Linked DNA regions of Homo sapiens: region 1 is linked to region 2. Evidence: chromatin contacts called from ENCODE POLR2A ChIA-PET data. All regions are on one chromosome and are shown on one strand. Each heading gives the region's core, a stretch centred on a gene start or an enhancer-like site at or near the end of the contact. The rest is flanking DNA. Distances are from core to core; before and after follow the strand shown.

Region 1 (5,867 bases), core at 2,133-4,632, about 92 Mb before region 2:
CCGGGGTGGGGGCGTGGGACTCCGGGGAGGCTCCGCAGAGGGGCAGCGGGCGCGGGAGAATCCCGGGATCCGGGTTCACCCATCCATCCTCTGTCCCCTGCCGCGTGCCCGCGCGCCGCCGGCCGCCCGCCTGCCGGGCCCAGTCGCCCCCCTTTCACTTTCGCGTCTGCGTAGGTGTCTGCCCGAGCGGGCACGAGGGCGCGGGGGCGCGCCAGGAGACGCGGGGGCGCGCGGCGCGCCGCGAGCGGAGGAGGAGGGGTCCCGGCTCTCGGCCCCTTCCTCGGCTTGCCCCGCCGAGCCGCCTCCGCGGGCGTCTGAGCCGCCGTCAGAGCGAGGGGACCGGTCGCGACCGCAGCGCCCCAGCCAGCTCCCCGCACGCCTCCGCGCACAGACGCCCGCTCCCTCCTCGGCGCCCCCCCACGGCGGGGGTGGGGCAGAGGCGCGGCGAGCCCGAGAGGGGCGGGGAGAGGAGCAGCCTGGCGGGGTGGGCAGCCGAGGAGCAGGAAAAGAAAACTTTTCCCTCCCGCCCCCCGCGCGAGGTCCCCAGCCCTCGCCTCCCCCCGCAGGTGGGAACTGCACCTGAAGCCGGGCGCGAGGTCAGGGCCGGACTTTGGAGGGCTGCGGGCAGGGCTGAAGGGGGTGCGTGCATTTGGGCTCAGTTTTCCTTTGGCCTCCAGGTTGTCAGTGGCCGTAGTGGGAGGGCGGCTGCCGGCGCCCCTGCCCGTTTCCCACCCGCGGGTGGCCGGACGCGGTGCCGCCTCCTCCCGCTCGTGAGGGCGTGACCCGGGGAGGGGGGCGCAGGCTCCCCCTGCGACCGCCCCCTCACACACGCGCTCGGCCGCCGGAGCTGTCACCGGCCACCCAGGGCCCGGGGAGGGGGCGCGGAGAGTGGCGCTGCGGAGCGGCGGGCGCGGGATCCTCCTGCCGGACTTCCCGGCTCCCAGGGACGCCGCTGTCAACGCCGAGCGGACGCGCAGCCCCGGGAGAGGGGCCCGCCAGAGGCCCGGCCGCCGCCGCTGGGGGCGGGCGGGTGCCCGCGTCCCCCTCTGCGCGATTTGGCGCCGCTGCCTCGCCGCCTCTTGTAGGGTAACAGCACTATTGCTCTACCCACCGTCAGCAGGGCGACTGCCACTGCCGGGATTATCATCCTCTCCATCCTCACCGCCGATCAGCCAATATTGGACTTGCTGGTGGCGGCGGCAGCAGCGGCGGCGGGAGTCTAGCCGTTCCCCTTCCCCCGCCCCAGCCTCCCCACCATGTCCTAGAAAAGGTGAGTGCAGCGACAGTCACTTTGCGCTGACAGCGGCGAGAGGGGGTCCGGAGAGCGCAGGGGCGGCCCCGGGCAAGGCAGGTTGCGCGCCCAGGGCAGAGGGCGCGGGTTGGCGAGCGGAGGTGGGATGCGGGCAGGAGACGAGTTGCCCGCTGGCGGCCCTGGGGCAAGGGTGCTGGGTGGCGGGCGAGTGATCGCGGCGGCTGCCCCTGCACGGTTCTAACCTAGATTTTGCAAGAAGCTGAGATCCAGGGCAAGACCGGCCCTCCTCAAAGGAGATAAAAACTTAGTAAAAGAGACACGTCCATTCCTTTAATAATGAATAATTCGGCAACGCTTGCGGAGCCGCCGCCGCCTCGCGTGCCCAGGCTCTAGGTCCGGGACTCCCCTTGCTCCCGCCCGCCGCCCGCGCTCTGCCGACGTGAGATCGATGCCCAGTTCGCTGGGCCGGGAGAGTGCGCGTGACGGTGGGCCCCGCGGGAAAGTTGGGACGCTCGGCGGGGACTCCTGGCTGCGGGGACGCCGGGGGCAGCTCCAAGCTGGGGACCGAGGGGCATTAGAGTCTGGGGTCAGGACCAGCTCGCGGCGCTGCCGCTGTCGCCCCTATCTCCAGGGAGTTCCTGACTGGAGCGGCTGAGAGTTCAAGTCTCAGCCCTGGGTTAGGGGTCCGGAATCCCGGAGCTTAACTAACTGTTAAGGAGAGGAGGGGCCTTTGGGCACAGGGTGTCCCCCGGTCCCCCGCCTCGGGCTTTGGCGGGCGCGAAGCGAGGGTGAGGCGGGAGGCCGCACAGCTGCCGCCGCCGGGCTGCGGGTCGCCGAGGGCCGGGGGACCAGATTTAGGTGTATACGTCACTGATGCTGACTCCGGGCCAGCGGGGAGCCTAAAACGGGGCCTTACATGAGAAGCCTAAAAGTCCTTAGAAATCAAAGTTAGGAACCCCATCCTTTTGCTTAGTAACTGCAGCATTTGGGTGGGCGGGAGGAGAATCGAGGAGGGGGCGGTTGGAGGGAAACCGAAATTTCTTCATGCAGACAACCGATCCTTAGAAAACAGTTTGGTTCCTTCCCCCCTCCTGTCTGTTTCTCCCACTTATGTGACCCACCCCCTCCACCCATTATAACGTGAATATCCTCGATGGTAAGCTTGCTTTCAAATTGAACTAGTGGAAAAATCCAATACTAAAGTAGTAAGTACAGTGACAAAATTATAAGGAAGTAGAGGAGCAGCTCTTGACCCTGCCACTTCTTTCATTTATCTTTCTCTCTCTCTCTTTTTTTTTTTTTTTTTTTTTTTTTTTTTTTTGGTGTTAGGGGTCTAAGGGATGGGAGGAAAGCTGTGTTTAAAGGGTTTTTCCAGCACGGTTAAAACAACTAAATTCAAATCGAGTGAACGTGATCGTCTTGCTCGCTGGCAGCGAAGGCTGCTGCTGCTCTGCTGAGAGGTAACTCTGGAGACAGTGGAAAGGGGCTGGGAGAGGAACCTCGAGGGTCGGGTGAAGCCCACCCAGAGTCCTCCCCGCGCGCGGACGCTGTTGGGCGGCGCCAGGGTCTGGGCTGCAGCTCACCTGGAGCTGCAGGTGGAGAGCGTGAGGGGACGACACTTTGCTCGCGGAAAAACCGACTTCTTCCGCGTCAGCACACTTTTCACATCTCTCCAGATATCCTGGGGTCGGTCAGAAGGAGAGCAGGGTGGACGTAAGCAAGTTTGGGGCGGCCGAGCGATGGGGGTGGGGGCAGCGTGCGGAGGCCGCCTGATGTAGCCACCGCCCGGCACCCCAAGCTCCCGCCGCGGCTGCGGCTTTAAGGAAGCTGCCGAGTCCAGGCTGTGTCGCAGCAACTTTGTATCAGTCATGTCGCCCGCCTGGTGACTGACAGCCTGGATTGTCCAATAAGAAGCCCGCCTGACCCGTGCGGCGTGGAGCCTTGCTTCTCTTCGGGCCAATAGGAAGGGTTCAGGGGGGCGGGATAGCAACCTGAACTTTATCTGGACATGTGACCCGCTTTTAAAAGGGCCAGCCCTCCAGCTGGCCCACTCCCCCTCCGGGCTTTCGCCCGCCCTCTCTCCCTCCCTTTTTTGCCCGCCCTGGCCCTGCCCCTGCCCCTGCCCCCTCCTCTCAGCCCCTCCGCGCCCGGGGTGTCATTGGGCCCGGGAGACGGGAGCCAACTTCAGGCTGCTCAGAGGAAGCCCGTGCAGTCAGTCACCTGGGTGCAAGAGCGTTGCTGCCTCGGGCTCTCCCGCTGCAGGGAGAGCGGCACTCGCTGGCCTGGATGTGGTTGGATTTAGGGGGGCTCCGCAGCAGGGGTTTCGTGGCGGTGGCAAGCGCTGCAACAGGTAGACGGCGAGAGACGGACCCCGGCCGAGGCAGGTGTGTAGGGGCGCGCGGCGGGGCACCGCTTGCCGTGCTCGGCGTGCGGCCGCGGCGCGGGAGCGTGCACTTTGCAGGGAGAAGTGGCTGCGTAATCCGGAGGCACAGTCAGTATGGTGCTGTGTGCTTGTTGTTTTGTTTTGGTTTTCCACTTTTCTCCCCCTTTGGCCGCCAGAGGACTATTTTGGGAAAGTTTGGCCACTTTGGATAAATGCCCTCTAACTAGCAGCTTTTAACTGCCTTTGGCAGTGGGAGGTCTACCACCCTTCCCTTTACCCAAAGATGAATTTCGGATCATTTTCCCTGTACAATTTTTAAAGGACGTTTGAATAATATTTCTTTCCTTTATCAATTGCGGACGCTCCCAAATCTCAGCCGGAGGTGTAGCGCATAAGGGCAGTTGAAGGAGATATAGATCCTAATAGATCCTGTATAAAAGGGGCTCTGGAAATTCGTGCATTTCCCGTTCGCTAGCATTCGCGAAACTCTTGAGACAGGCTACGCTTCCTATGGCATCAGTTGGAATTTTAAGGGCAAGGGAGAAGGGGACGAAGCTTCTTTTGGTGGCATCCTTACTCTGCTACTGAATTTTAGGTGCGTGGCTTTGCCTACTCAATTTAAAAAGACCAGGTTTAAATAATAATGGTTTATGGCACCATCAGTTTTAATTATTTATTATGACATAGGAGTTAGGAAAACTTTTGATAGCAGACGAGCTTTTGAAACCGCCGAATTTTAAAGGCACCAAATTGCTTCCTAACATTTTGTATTGCCATTTCTCTAGGTGCTGTTATTGATGATATTTACATAGTAATGATAACAGCATTCTCCATCTGTGAAGTCCTGCTGTGAAGTTTAAATTTTATGTTTGACATCGTGGCAGCTATCATGGAAAAGCTTGAGAGGAGAAGTTTTAAAAAATAATTTAAAGTGGAGCTTTTTCCTTTAAGGGAGGCATAGTTTTGTTTGGCGATTTTTGGAAAGATCAGGTGGCTCGGTAAATTAGGTGAGTGAATAGAAATCAGGTGTGCTCAGTTCTAACTGGTTCTCCCGCTCTCTCAGGTGACCTTGGGCAGATTTCTATCATTTACCTCATCTATAAAAGAGAGGAACATAATAGTTATGTAGTGGGGAATGACAAAAAATAGTTACATATAGTGAACTTTTACAACTATGCAGTCTATAGATGATTGTGAGATTCTTAAGCTTTAGTCTTTAAAGTGCCATCTTATAGTCAAATAAATATAAAAAAGATGCCTTTTCTATCATTTCCATCATGATGAGATTGGGTTTTGGGGGTTACTAAAAGTGAAAGTGTTTCCAGATAAAATACAAATTCGCAAGGATCTTTGTTAATATTCCCGAAAAAAGTACTTCTTTATGGAAAAGGGCAATTTAACACAGACTGTAAAACGTAAAACTTTAAGGTTTTCCTTTGTGAAAACAGCATTTCTTTTGTGTTTGAGAGCATATGTATGGCTTAAAGTAGCACCTCCACCAGTGCTTTTCCTTTAGTGAATTTTTTTTTGTGTTTTGGGGCGAGGCCCATTTGCATGAAAATTAAAAGTTCATAATGTTTTTTGCATTTGTCCTAAGAGAATCTTTGGTATGGTTTCCATTGTGAGGCAGGCAAGCCTGATTTTTGTTAGTTAGATTTGTATACCTCTATCTGCTTCATTTTATACTTTAGTAACATAAACTTTTTCTTTATCCTCTAGATATTAAGTTCTATGAGGATCATATTCATCGACTAGTATTTTCAGTATTCACTAGTTAGTACAGGTTGACTGAAATTCTGCTCAAGCCATGGTCATTGTGCCAGTTGCAAAAAGATAACCTCTGCTTCCTGGATGACATAGTAAATAAATTCCTAACTGGACCCATTTGTTTACAGAAAAGACTAATTAAAATACTAGGGAGACTCAAAATATTTCAATAATGCTATTTGAAAAATATCTGATCTTAAAAAAATGTTTGTGTAGAAGCCGTGCAGATGCTAGATGTCTTGTATTCTTTTGTGTTTGACTATTGCCAATCTGTATTGTTTCCTTTGTTGAGAGGTGCATTAGGTTGGTAGATGAGAATACCTTAAACAAAGTAATTTAGATTTCAGCAAAGCCTTTTGCAAATTCCTTAATGAGACTCCTGTCAATAATGTGGTGAAACACAGCCTATTTTATGTTATTAAGGGAGTTCAAGGTTAGCCAAACAGGACTTGGAAAGTTGTGATC
Region 2 (5,566 bases), core at 1,997-4,496:
AGGTAGGGTCAAGGATTTTCCAAATTATTTTTGAACTTTTTAAGGAAACAATGACATTGACAACTGAGAGATAAGCCTTAAAATAAGTAGAGTGTGCCAGTCAAGGTACAAAATATCAGCAGGGTACAGGGTGGGCATTTGATATTTCCCTGCAACTGGAACAGTGTAAGTGGATGGAGCTGAGTAAAAAAAAAAATAGTTTGGGAAACAAGCGCCTAAGACATGAATCCCTGCTATAAGGGTGCTATTTAGTATAGGAGGTCAGATTTGGAAATAATGCAGCAACAGTAACAACTGATGCTGTAAGAAATATATGTCGCTGTCTGGGAAGGGTCTGGTATTGAAACCTATTTTAAAGTTAGTAAGATAGCCTGTTAACTGTTTTATGGCAGTAAACTTGGATTCCTGGGTGACAAAGAACTTTGTAATTTATGGCAAAAGCAGAAGCCAGAACTTCATGTTTATGCATTTTCCATGTCCCCCAAGTCCCACCAGGATGGTGAAGATGGGCTTCCATGGATGTCTGCACATGCAGTCAGTGGGTTACATTATAGGAGAGGAATACTGAGTTTGGGGGATTCCATACTTTTGTAGTTAAGTGGAAGCAAGCCTACTCTTTGGGAAGAATACTTCAGCTATGAAACTGATCATCCCAAACAACCCTGAAAAATGATCTAGGTAAAGAGCAGTTAGGACCTTACATTCTTGGCAAACCCAGAATTTGCAGGTCCCATGACAAATGACCCCTCCCAAGAGTATGATGGGTTCGTGGGATGGAGTTTGGAGGAGTCTGGATAAATTATTCTTTAGGGCTTGAAGAAAGGCATCACTGAGGAAGTCATGTTTAAGCTGTATTTTCATCAAGCAGGCATGGAGAAAGAAGGGTATTTCAGCCTGAGCCCAGCCAAAACAGGTGTGGAAACATGATAAGGACTTTGTATTCTCAGAACTCTTACTAGCCTTTCATTATGACTAGAGTTTACAGTATCAGGTGTGGGGAATGTGGAAGATGGGTGGGGGAGCAGTGGCCTGCTGTGAGATATCAGGTTGGAAAGAAAATGAACTCTCTTGTTTACCTTGCTGAAGAGTCTGAATGTTATGCAGGCAACGAGGGATCATTGAAGCTTCTTATTCTCATAGAAGAATGCTATGACTGATCTGGTATATGTTTTAGAATGATCACCTTGGATTATCAGGTAAAAATGCTGTCTTAAACATAGTGTTCTACATTTGCTCCCTAAGACTCCCTGAAAATGACAGTAACAGGATTTTTAAAGTCATACACCCTTAAGGATTAAAGAAAAGGAATAATGGAAATGAAATTCTGGAATCAATAGCAAAGGGCTCAGTTGACTTGAAAAACCTGAATTCTAAACCCCCAGTGAGCAAAACCAACAAGCAATTCTATTTGTATCACAGAACCCCCTAAAAAACTAAGAAACTGGCTTCAGGAAGTAGAAGTGAAGAGGGTACCTAAAAGGACTGGAAGTTCATTTAGGAGAGTGTTATATCCTTTATGCCACCCCCGGCCCCCGCCTTATTCTGAAGCCTTTTTTTATTGCTCAGGAGTAAAACGGGGTCTCTGTAATGGAGGACATCAGGCACCTAAAACAAAGAGAATTAAGTGAAAATTGTACTAAATTCTGAGACATACCGCAGCCTCCATACCCCTCCTCTCCCACTTGATTTTCAACAAACGTCCCATGGGCTCAACAGCTTCCAATCAACTTTTAAATATACCCCCACTTACATATGAGCAGATAAGGACCACCAGACATCCTAGGAAAGCCTCTAATGTGAAAGATAGAGCACAAAATCAACAGAAGAAAAAAAAAGGAAACTTGAGGGAAATAGATACTGCAAGGGAAGAAAAACTTTAAAAAAGGTATCATTAATATCAGAGAGTTGGATGATGATACTGGAATAATAAAACATCATTTTGGCAGCAATTCAGAGTCAATCAGAGGCAAACAAAACTGAAAACGTTTTAGGAAAAAGCTGACCAAGAAGACCTGAACTAAAGTAGCAGTAATGGCGATGAACATGACACTTAAAAAACGCAGGTTCTAGGCCCCTCACTAGAAAACTAGGGGATGAACCTCCGGGGATGGAGTCCAGGAATTTGGAATCTTCTAAAACATCACCACCGGCAATTCTGATGTAGCCAGCTGGGTGCTGGTCTCAAGACTGAGAACTAGAGGACATAGGGTCTAATCGGATGTAAGAGGTTAAGAAAGTGGGAAGGTTGATAACTGTCTGGCTGGGTGGATGATGGTGTCATCCCAACGTAGAAACATAGAAACATAGACAAGATACACTTTTGCCCACTTCCAACCTAAATACATAAATAAGGCTGTGTTAGTTTGAGTAGTCCATGGTACATCTTGGAAAAGTATAGTTGGCATGTGGAGATATTTTTTGCTTAGATTAGAAGCACAGTTTCTTGTCACCAACAACTACGGCTGCGAGAGCGTCCTATGCTTTTTTCTCACGTACTGTTTTGATGCAGAGCTGTCTTCGCAGTCCCTCCCCCGGCTAAAACCCCCCAAACAAAAAAATCCCGATTATTCTGCCACCAGACAGTAGCTTTAAAACACCTCTGTTATTGCCCTTGACGCTTATTGTAATAATTGACATGTCTCCAACTGTAACAATTCCCTTGGAAACAGAAAGTTCTATTCAGGCATATAGTTTACAAAACTCCACCTCGGACCTGCTTTAATTTCTTTACAGGTCCTACTAAATGCTCCTGTCAAATTCCTTAGTTATCGTTTCAATCTGCTTCCCAATTAAAATGTCAGCATCATGATGACAGGAACGTCGTTTGCAGGCGTCACTGCTGCAGCCATATCTCCAGCACGTTTCCAGAAAATGTCATTGGTTGAAAGCAATAACTCTCCTATTTCACAATGATTTCATCTCTCTTCACATCAACCCTAGGTGATGTTTTTATTCTCACCTTATGAACGAGAATACTGCGGCTCAAAATTCAAGAGTCTTGCCCAGAGTTTTTTGGCAAGTACGAAAGGGTTATGGCTCCAAACTGGTTAGCTCCGAAGTCCTTGCAAACCCTGTCCGAGACCATGCGCGACCCCAAGGAGCGCCTGAGCAGATAACCAAAAGTGAAAAAGCCTATAGACCTCTTCACTCAAGTTAGCGCCTCGGCTTCAGGAGAGGCAGCGCCAGCTCCACGCAGCCGGCCCGGGGTCGCTCGCACTGACGTCACGTAGCGACGCGGAAGATTTACGTATGGTGCCTCGCTCTGGGATAGCTTTACGGCTTCTGGGAGCTGCTGCTTCGCTGTGAGAAGTATCCGCGACGAGCTATCCGGGAAAGGGCCGAATGCGATCAAACCTAATCCGCGAGACTTGCTAAGTGAGTCGCGGCAGGGCGCGGTGTCCGGCGGGGGTCTGTGTGAAGGAGGCGAAGTGCCGCTAGGCCTGAGCCTGCTTCCACATACATTTGCTCAGCTTCAGGACCACTGCCTGACCTCGGATTTGATACATCGGGGTCTGGCGTGCTGGTGTGGTGCAGACTAACCCTGACCTGTGTGTACACTCCTGCGTCACTAGCCTCCGCCCCTCCATTCAAATGGAAATAAGTGTGCTCCGCGCTCAGCTACCCCCTAGAGTGGTTTCGAAGAGCAATGAAGAAATGTTTAGGAAGCTGTAAATTGCATTGTTACTCGTTGCATACCGTAAATTTAGAAGCCGGGGAATTGGGAAAATAAAGTTTCTAGATTATTTATCCATTTTTAAAACAGCCAGTGGCCTAGAGAGAGGCCCCATAGCAATTGAATTTGCTGACACTCTTAAGATCTTTGTTGACTAAATAGCAGCTTCTACAGTTGTAGCAAGTAAATTTATTCCTTTTACATGTAAAATCTGCTTACCAGAGTTTGCTTTTTTTTTTCCTTTTTTTTTTTTTTTTTTTTTTTGAGACGGAGTCTCGCTCTGTCGCCCAGGCCGGACTGCGGACTGCAGTGGCGCAATCTCGGCTCACTGCAAGCTCCGCTTCCCGGGTTGACGCCATTCTCCTGCCTCAGCCTCCCGAGTAGCTGGGACTACAGGCGCCCGCCACCGCGCCCGGCTAATTTTTTGTATTTTTAGTAGAGACGGGGTTTCACCTTGTTAGCCAGGATGGTCTCGATCTCCTGACCTCATGATCCACCCGCCTCGGCCTCCCAAAGTGCTGGGATTACAGGCGTGAGCCACCGCGCCCGGCCTTTTTTTCCTTTTTAAGGTCTCAAACATTTGGGCATTAATAAGTTTAGTATTCTCTACTGCAGAGAATGTTATTTGTGATTCAATGAATGAAAATGAAAACCTGAGACAAGAAGAATGGATTTTACCTTAAATGTCTGTAGCAACCATTGGGAAAATGGAAAGAAACATCTTAATTATCGTATAGATGTGTAGGTACCCTTCTGCGCTACCTGTATGTTGCGAAATGAACTCATTCCTCATAATTTAAGCGCCTGCTGCAGAAAGCCTCCCTTATATTTACATAATGATCATTGTATGTCTGAGGAAAGCTTAAAATTGTATCTTGTGCATTAAAAAGAGCTAATATTTATAGAAATGCCTACTAAAAATAAATAATGTAAGTACTAAAGTTGCCTTATATGTTTAAACTGTATATTTAGAAATCACAGCATTTTCAAACTTATGGGTCTTGGCAGTTATTGGTTCATTTTACTCTCTTTAGGATTTCTTTTTCCTAATTGATGTTAATTAGTTGATATAAATGAAAATTTTGAGTCAGGAAATCAATTCAAATAGGTGTGAATAAATTAAAAAAAAAAAAAGAAAGAAAAGAAAACTTGACTCGGCCGGGCGCGGTGGCTCCGCCTGTAATCCTAACATTTTGGGAGGCCAAGGTAGGTGGATCACTTAGGTCAGGAGTTCAAAACCAACCTGGCCAACATGGAGAAACCCTGTGTCTACTTAAAAAAAAATAACAAAAACAAAAATTAGTTGGACATGGTAGCGCGCACTTGTAATCCCAGCTACTCGGGAGCTTGAGGTGGGAGAATCGCTTGAATCTGGGAGGCAGAGGTTGCAGTGAGCCGAGATCACGCCATTGCATTCCAGCCTGGGGAACAGAGCGAGACTGTCACAAAAACAAACAAAAACTTTACTGAAGCAGGCTACTTGGTAAGTCTTAATTGCTTTAAAATATGGAAAACAGAGTTCAGAGAGGGAAAAAAATAACTTTCACCTTTAAGGAAACACTGTGAATTTTTTTTACCGTTGATCCCGAGTGTTTCTTTCTTGAAATACTGTTTCGAATCTTTTAATATAATCTGCATTAAGAAACCCAGAGAACATTGCATTGATATACTGCTTTATTGAGTTGTAATATTATATTTTCAGTCTAAGTGAACTTATTGGCAATTTAAAAATAAACTATACAGTATGAAGAGTTTACTTCTTGACAATTATACAAGTATGACTTCTGTAAAATATTAATAGTATAGTAATAAACACTGTTTTTATATATAGTTGTCTAGAACTGAATGAATAGGAATAGGGTTTTTTGCTTTCTTCTGTCAAAGATTGATTTT

Evidence for each region. ChIA-PET counts read pairs that join two places held with the same protein, here RNA polymerase II (POLR2A).
Region 1: POLR2A ChIA-PET joins it to region 2 with 16 read pairs in activated naive CD4-positive, alpha-beta T cell. The contact joins the promoter of NR3C2 here to the promoter of AASDH in region 2. POLR2A ChIA-PET finds 5 or more read pairs at or near these places in 2 of 52 experiments (activated naive CD4-positive, alpha-beta T cell and naive thymus-derived CD4-positive, alpha-beta T cell).

The regions. Positions count from the first base shown.
Region 1 is chr4:148,439,929-148,445,795 of GRCh38, reverse strand. NR3C2 (nuclear receptor subfamily 3 group C member 2) reads left to right here and starts at 3,382. Exons shown (of 9, transcript NM_000901.5): 1 at 3,382-3,636. RefSeq lists silencers at 49-188, 949-998, 3,185-3,474 and an enhancer at 1,159-1,248.
Region 2 is chr4:56,385,171-56,390,736 of GRCh38, reverse strand. AASDH (aminoadipate-semialdehyde dehydrogenase) reads left to right here and starts at 3,246. Exons shown (of 15, transcript NM_181806.4): 1 at 3,246-3,375. RefSeq lists enhancers at 2,902-2,951, 2,814-3,320, 2,982-3,351, 3,321-3,828.